Regions from separate parts of the Mus musculus genome. Here all the other regions are linked to region 3. Evidence: chromatin loops called from intact Hi-C (ENCODE). Cell type or tissue: gastrocnemius. All regions are shown on one strand.

Region 1 (2,500 bases), 120 kb before region 3:
TTTTTTAAAGTTTTTTTTTTAAAAAAAGATTTATTTATTTTATGTATATGAGTACACTGCAGCTGTCAGACACACCAGAAGAGGGCATCAGATCCCATTACAGATGGTTGTGAGCCACCATGTGGGTGCTGGAAATTGAACTGGAGTCCTGTGCACGAGCAATAGACACTCTTAATTGCTGAGCCATCTGTCCCCAGCAGCTTTACACTCTAGTGATTATTTTTGTTATTTTTAAATTGTGTCTGTGTGTGTGTGTGTGTGTGTGTGTGTGTTGGTTAATATGCACACACATGCAGATGCTGGAGAGAGGCATCAGGTCTCCTGGAGCTGGAATTACAGGGGTTCTGATCCACCATGTGGGTCCTGGGAACTAAACCCAGGCAAGAACAGGGAGTGCTCTTAAACACCTAACCATCTCTCTAGCTGCTAATTTTAGAAAAAAAAATTAAAGGAGGACAAGGAGTTTGGTTCCATTGCTTAGGGGACAGAATTGTCTTTTACTGACACAGGGAACCTGAGAGGTTGGCAGGCCTGGGACAAACAGGTCTGTGGACTGGGGTGTGTCAGGTCTGAGAAGTGATGTCACTGGGAGTGTTGGAAGAGTTGCTGGACACATGGATGGGTTCAGGCTGAAGCCAGCAATGAAACCACAGGAGTTACTGGGCATTGGTGCTGATCAAAAGCTATAAGAAAGCACTTCTTCTAAAGAAAGGGAAACATTCTAAAGTTAGTTCCAGTTAACTTAGAAATGTTAATATCACTCCCAAAACAAGGTGGCAAAGATCTCCACTAGGAGTTTACAGAAAATCCAGCCTCTTTCCTCTGCCTGATGCTGCCGAGGTCACACTTGTGAGGTCTGTCCTCAGCAAGCAGCTAACAAGCACTATGTCACCTCTTAGCTGCTGGTTGCTTTTGCCAGCATCTCCTCTCCCAGGGCCAAAGACAAGAAGAAGATATTAGACAGGGTGGGCATCGAGGCGGCGATGACAAGCTCAACAAGGTCGGCAAGAACTGAATGGAAAAAGACACTAAGAATATCATCTCCCAGGGTGCTGGCAAGCTCACCAGTGTGCCGGTAGGTGGGGCTGTAGCTGTTTCTACTGCCCCTGGCTCTGCAGCGCCTCCTGCTGGCTCTGCCTGCCCCGCCCCCATCCCACAGGCCCCACCCCCAACCACTGCAGCAGAGGAGGTGAGAAGTAGGGAATGATGGCATGGGATACAGCTTGCTTGATTAAATTCCTGCTCCTCTGCAAATAAAGCTTGCTTGCTTGCTTGCTTGCTTGCTTTGTTTGTTTGTTTTTAGAGACAGGGTTTCTCTGTGTAGCCCCGACTATCCTGGAACTCATTCTGTAGACCAGACTGGCCTTGGATTCAGAGATCCATCTGCCTCTGCCTCCTGAGTTCTGGGATTAAAGGTGTGAGCCACCCCGCTCCCCTCCTTCCCCTTCCCCCCAGCTAAATCAAGTATTTTATGCTTAAAAAAACAAAAACAAAAACAAACAAACAAACAAAACCCAGCTTTTATGCTTTCTGCCACGTACAGCTTAGGATGGAACCTGGGGCCTCGTGCCTGCTGGGCAGTTTTCTACCTCTGCACCCCAAACCAGCCCCAGCTATTCTGGAGGAAAATGCCGTGCACAAGCTGCAATGAGCAGAAAGCTCTTTCAGCTCTTGATTCCGTTTCTTGCTCTCGAACCTATTCTTATCAGTGTTTCCCAAGTGTGGAAGACAGAGGCAGACAGGTCCCAGCCGCCCAGGCTACAGAGAGACAAGAAGAGCCCCAGACCTGGCCACAGTCAGGGAAGGCAAGGGGACTGCAAGAAGAGGCTATATGGTTACATTTTATCTACTCAGAAAGTAGCGAATGTATCAGCTGCCTTTCTCCAGCTATACTATCCAGCATCCCAGCCAGAGCCTATTGCCACCCACGCTGGGCAGAGCGTCCTACCTCAATTAAAGCAATCACGATAATCTCTCCCTGGCATGCCCAGAGACCTGTCCCCCAAGAAGCTCCATGTTCTGTCAGGTTGTCAACTGGCACTCACCATACACTGGGCAGCCCCGAAACACTGCTGGGAGCAGGTTATCTGTGAGGTAGATTCCACACAGAAAAGGAAGTGGCATCAGGGCTTCTTAGCTTCAGTCTGCTTTCTTGAAACACGGTCTTGGGGCTGGAGAGATGGCTCAGCGGTTAAGAGCACTGAGTACTCGTTCAAGTCCCAGCAACCACATGGTGGCTCACAACCATCAGTAAGGAGATCTGACTTCCGGAGTGTCTGAAGACAGCTATAGGTATACTTATATATAATATTTTTTTTAAAAAGGAAAGAAACAAAGCCTTGGCTAGCCTGGAGGTGACTATGTAGACCAGGCTGGTCTTGAACTCATAGAGATCTGCCTGTTTCTAGCTCTCCTGGTATCAAAAGTGTGCACCACCACACCTATTTTTTTTTTTCCTGTCCTTTGTTGTTGTTGTTGTTGTTATTTTTTTCAAGACAGG
Region 2 (2,500 bases), 48 kb before region 3:
GCCTGGCACAGGCCCCCAATCCTTCCAGTCCTCCTCACTCAGGGTCATCTCTGCCTTGTGTCTGCCCTTTGAAACCCAGAGCATCCTTGAAGCCCTAAACACCAACAGAAACAACTCAGAAGCTCAAGGTAAAAAAGGGCACAAGGGGGGTGGGGGCTATAGAGATGGCTCAGTGGTTAACAGCACTGACTGCTCCTCCAGAGGTCCTGAGTTCAATTCCCAGCAACTACATGGTGGCTCACAACCATCTGGAATGGGATCTGATACACTCCTCTGGTGTATCTGAAGACAGCTACAGTATACTCATATAAATAAATCTTTTAAAAAAAAAAAAAGGCACAAGGCCAAGGAGACAGCTCAGTGGGTAAAGGCGCTTGCTGTCATAAGCCAAGTCTACTGACCCAAATTCGACTGCATAAACTTGTCTTCTACCCCCTACACATGTGCTGTGGAATGCAGTCCCTAACACACACACACACAGTAATAACTTTAACAATTTCTTGAAAAGGTGCTGCCTATCTGATGTGTCCTCTGCGGGTTCCCAGGTACAGGAGGAACTAATACAGTCCCAAGAAACACCAAGACTGAAGAATCCACTGTGCGTGATCCATAATGTCCTCCAGCTCATAAATACCATGAGCTAAGTAACGGGACATATTTCCCTTTGTACCCTGGCTGCCAGGAATGTCAGAGTGACACACAAGGCCCACGTGTATCTGACAGGCATCACAGCCATGGTTTGTGTGAGCCTGACTCCACTTCAGGCCAGCCCTTGTTTTTCTTCCATTCCTAAATTGCATTTGCACCCCTCTGACTCAGCTCATTAGTCACTGCAAGCTTCCTAGGAATGCTCTGGAGCAAGGCGTGGTGTAGGCACGGCCTAGGCATAAGCATTCTGACAGTGCACGGTACACAGGCCAGGCTCACAGGGCCTTTTTGTATGGTGTTTCGTTATTCAGGTCCCAAAGGTGACCCTGGGAGACCTAGCATTCGCCGTATGTGTGGGCCTTGTGTCTGGATCTTAAGGGCCTGTTGCTGCTTCTGCGTGGGCCACGGTGGTACTGGATAAAGGGACCGGCCAGGCGACTACCCAGCCTTTGTCCTAGCCCTGGGAAACCAGCCCTGGGACAGCCCAGTCTGCATTTCCACAGACCACCACAAAGGGGCAGCACTGGCCCTGACCCTGCAGGAGGGCAGTCATTCTCCAGATAGCTGCTCCCTGGCAAGCCCACCTCCCACTCCTTTCTTTCCTAGATGAAAAGCAGCCCTTCAGACACCACACCCAGTGCTCCACTGACTCACACACACATGGCTTGGCCATGTTGAATAGCTGCTCCTTCCCACTGAAACTCCTTCTTGCCAGGGGGAGAAGGGAGGCCAGGGCTCAAAAAGCTCTAGAAATCTGGGACTTGCCAGGGCCTCCCTGGGGTTACAGAGCAGTGAAGTGTGTGGGGAGAGTAGACTCTTCAGTGGAGTTGCCTGCAAGGTGCACGGTCACGAGTGGGCCCATGCTGGGGTGGCTTCTTGCCGATGCGGCTACTTTTGAGTCACCAGGTCCCAGTAAGAGACCCTCATCAGGCACGCTCCTCCGAAACCCCACTAAACTCCTTAGGCACCAAGGTGGACTTGGGTGGAATCATTGCCTCTCTACCAAAGGTAGATACAAAGAGTTGATCTTTCTGCTCTTTACCCAAGATAAATACATTGCCCTCTCTGCCTGGGGCTAATAGAAACAGTCTATCTTTGCCTTCTCTACCTGGGGTGACTAGAAACAGTCTCAGAGTATGCAGGGAAGGGATGGGGGCTGTTTTCTTTACAGTGTTGGGTTTTGTTGCTTTAAGAGGACAGGGTCTCATGCAGCCCAGGCTGGCCTTGAACTTGCTATGTGGTTGAGAATGAATGACCTTAACGTCTGATCCTCCTGCTCCCACTTTCCCTGACTGCTGAGACTTTGAGTATACGCCACCATGTCCCACGTGGCTGTGCTGTAGGTCAGACCGGGGCGCCCTCAGGCAGAGCGAGCCTTCCTTCCATCGACTGAGCCCCAACACTCGGGTGATCTCTCTATCCCCTGATTTTTACACGAAGCAGGAGAAGGAAGAACACTCTCACGGGGTCTCACTCCCTCCTTCCAGCACAGCTCCTCCACAGCACTGTGAACTCAGCCCACAGCTTATGCAAGTGCATGGCAGAGTCAGGGCAACCAGCAGCTATTCAACAGCCCAGCCCCTCCCCTGGAGTGACCAGAAAACACACATACAAAGGCTGTTATAGGTTACCAACTACACAGAAGCAGCCATCCAACCCTCAGCACTGCTCCAAGGCCTGCCCCAAAGTGAGCCAGGCCCAAGGAGATAAGAGGACTTCTCTGCCAGCCTGGGGCAGTGTGGGAGACCAGGAAGCAAGGTCTGGGGTCCCCACCCTGGCTCTGCTGCTCCCTAGCTGTGGGCTGTGGGCACTTCCCCTCTGAGGTTTGATTCCTCCACAGCCATGAGCAGGC
Region 3 (2,500 bases):
TTCGGGGGAGATATAAACAAGAAGAATCAGGACTGAATAAACTGCTGTTAGAAGGACTGGTGGTCGCGTCGTTCTTGCTGGTCGAGAGCGGACGCGACAACTATGCAGTCTTGGCTGACCTGGAACTTGCTCTGTAGACCAGGGTGGTCTCAAGTTCAGAGACCTACTTGCTTCTAGCTCCTGAGTGCCTAGACCAAAATAAAATGAATCTTAAAAAAAAAAAAAAAAAGAAAGAGAGAAAAGAAAAGATCCTAAATAGCTGTTGCCTTTGGATTACTGTGGCCAAAGGCTTTCTCCTTCTCATCCTCTTCAGATTACAGAGGCCTCCTGGGGACCTGTGACTCTCTGGGGGAGTCCACATAACACCATATCCAAATAGAACCAAAGCCCCCAAGGACAGTCCCACCTAGACTGAGTGGGAAAATGCTTGCTCTGTGAACCCTGATAGCCCAGCTGCAGCCTTGGGGGTTCCACCTTCTCTTCAATGTGCTCAAATTCATCGATCCCGTAAACTGGCACCTTGCTGAATTCTTGCAGTCTGGTTAGAGGAAAGCCAGTTCTGTGGCAACCTCTGGCTCTGGCCCCATCAGGACCCGTTCCCCTCCTGCCGCTGATCCTGTCCTATCTAGAAACACCCACACCCCCTTCCTACCACGGTTCCTTCTGTCCTGGGGCTTGCCCTGGCTGTCATGGGTCGGGAAGGTGCAGGAGTGTCCTAGAGTTCCAGACAGAGGAGAGTGAGCAGTCCTGTGGGGTCACAAGCCAACTGCAGACTGCAGCCAAAACACAAGGAGATATTTAGGAGGTGGAAGAAGTGAGAGGGTCTGGACCGAGAGTCGGGCTGTCTCTGGAGGGCAATAAATTTGAAGTGCAGACTGCTCAGCCACGCTCTGGGTCACAGAGGTGTGAGGGCTCTCTACTAACCCAAGCATGGCTACACTTCTGCTCTCAGGCCAATCCTGGATAACACAAGGCTGACAAGGCTGGTCATGGGTGAGGGTGGGGCTGACACTAACCTCTGGAGGTACCTGCAGTCTGCATGGCTCCTGCCTTGGTGAACTATCTCCCGAAGCCCAGTGGATTATGTGTAAATTTTGCTCTGGGAAGCTGGAGGGGTTGTGGATTCCTGAAGGAAGGCATTTGGATTGGCTGGGTCAGAGATTTCTCTACAAAGCTTCCCCTCCCCCTCCCCCTCCCCCACCCCTGCGACAGGATTTCTCTGTGTAGCCCTAGCAGGCCTGAAATTCACTCTCTAGACCAAGTTGGCCTTGAAATCAGAGATCTGCTTGCCTCTGCCTTCTGAGTGCAGGGGGGTGGGGGGGTGGGGAGGAGGAGCGGGGCGGAATTAAAGGTATGTGACACCGCCACCACCTCTTCATTATCTCAGCTTCATTAAGGCAGCCTCGCTAAGAACAGCCTGAAGACAACAGTGCCCCCATGTGGAGAATTGAAAAATAGGTTACAATTTGGCCAACCAATTGTAATACAATAGATGGGCAAGAGCAACCGCTGCCACCCTATCCCAGTGCCCCTCCAGTGCTCTGGCGCCCCAGCTAGCTCATGCAACTCTCAGTTTTATTATATTGAAAGGTGAGATCCAAGGGGCCAGTGATGTAGCTCAGTCGTGCTGTGCAACAGGCCACCAGCTCCTAGGTTTGATCCTGAAGCATCGCCTATAATGTGGAGGTGCACACCTGTAATCCCAGCACTGGGGAGGGGAGGACAGAGGGTCAGAAATTCAAACTCTGGCCTGTGAACTGAGAGAGCAGATAAAGACCACCAAGCCTGCCAGGCGGTGGTGGCGCAGGCCTTTAATCCCAGCACTTGGGAGGCAGAGGCAGGTGGATTTCTGAGTTTGAAACCAGCCTGGTCTAAAAAGTGAGTTCCAGGACAGCCAGGGATACACAGAGAAACCCTGTCTCGACAAAAACCAAAACAAAAAACAAAAAAAGGACCACCAAGCCTGAGAACCAGAGTTCCATCTCTCCAATCGACTCAGTGGAGAGAATTATCCTCTGACCTCCACATGGGCACTTCGACACGTTGGACCCTCCACCCCCCACCTCGCAACAAGAACTTTTAAGTGCATTCTTTATTTTAGATTTGTTTTATTTTTACTGTTTGAGTGTTTTGCCTGCATGTAGGTATGTGCACCACATGCATGCATGGTGCCCACCAGAGGTTAGAAGAGGGCTCGGATCCCCTCTAATTGGAGTTATGAATGGTTGTGAGCCATCATGTGGGTGTTGGGAACGTCTTCTGCAAGAGCAGGAAGGTGCTCTTCACCACCCAGCTATTTCTCCAAACTTAAAATTAGAAAAAAAAAATTAAATGAAGTTTAAGGTGATTCTTAGCTACTTTTAGTGTGTATTGAAGCCAACCTGGGCTACATAAGACCTTGTCTCAAAAAATTAAGAACAACTGGGCAGTGGTGGCGCACGCCTTTAATCCCAGCACTTGGGAGGCAGAGGCAGGTGGATTTTTGAGTTCGAGGCCAGCC

The links. Hi-C counts contacts between places; a loop is a spot of excess contacts. Peaks named below come from ENCODE experiments on the same cell type or tissue, not always from the same donor. Only the 100,000 strongest peaks of a DNase experiment are listed, where the experiment ranks them.
Region 1: a loop joins it to region 3, with 4 times the contacts of the local background. A loop is called at or near these places in 4 of 42 quality-filtered maps.
Region 2: a loop joins it to region 3, with 5 times the contacts of the local background. A loop is called at or near these places in 22 of 42 quality-filtered maps.

Annotation. Positions count from the first base shown.
Region 1 is chr15:83,085,004-83,087,503 of GRCm38, forward strand. No RefSeq gene overlaps it. Among named protein-coding and RNA genes, the nearest start is that of Gm41366, 4.1 kb to the left of the region's middle. In gastrocnemius, no CTCF peak of the experiment used is centred here; a DNase peak (open chromatin) is centred at 1,110.
Region 2 is chr15:83,156,273-83,158,772 of GRCm38, forward strand. The region is part of intron 8 of Cyb5r3 (cytochrome b5 reductase 3); the gene reads right to left. Among named protein-coding and RNA genes, the nearest start is that of Rnu12, 7.9 kb to the left of the region's middle. In gastrocnemius, a CTCF peak has its summit at 1,161 (motif pointing right); a DNase peak (open chromatin) is centred at 1,157; H3K27ac peaks cover 2,182 bases.
Region 3 is chr15:83,203,919-83,206,418 of GRCm38, forward strand. No RefSeq gene overlaps it. Among named protein-coding and RNA genes, the nearest start is that of Cyb5r3, 33 kb to the left of the region's middle. In gastrocnemius, a CTCF peak has its summit at 1,444 (motif pointing left); a DNase peak (open chromatin) is centred at 1,456; H3K4me3 peaks cover 264 bases.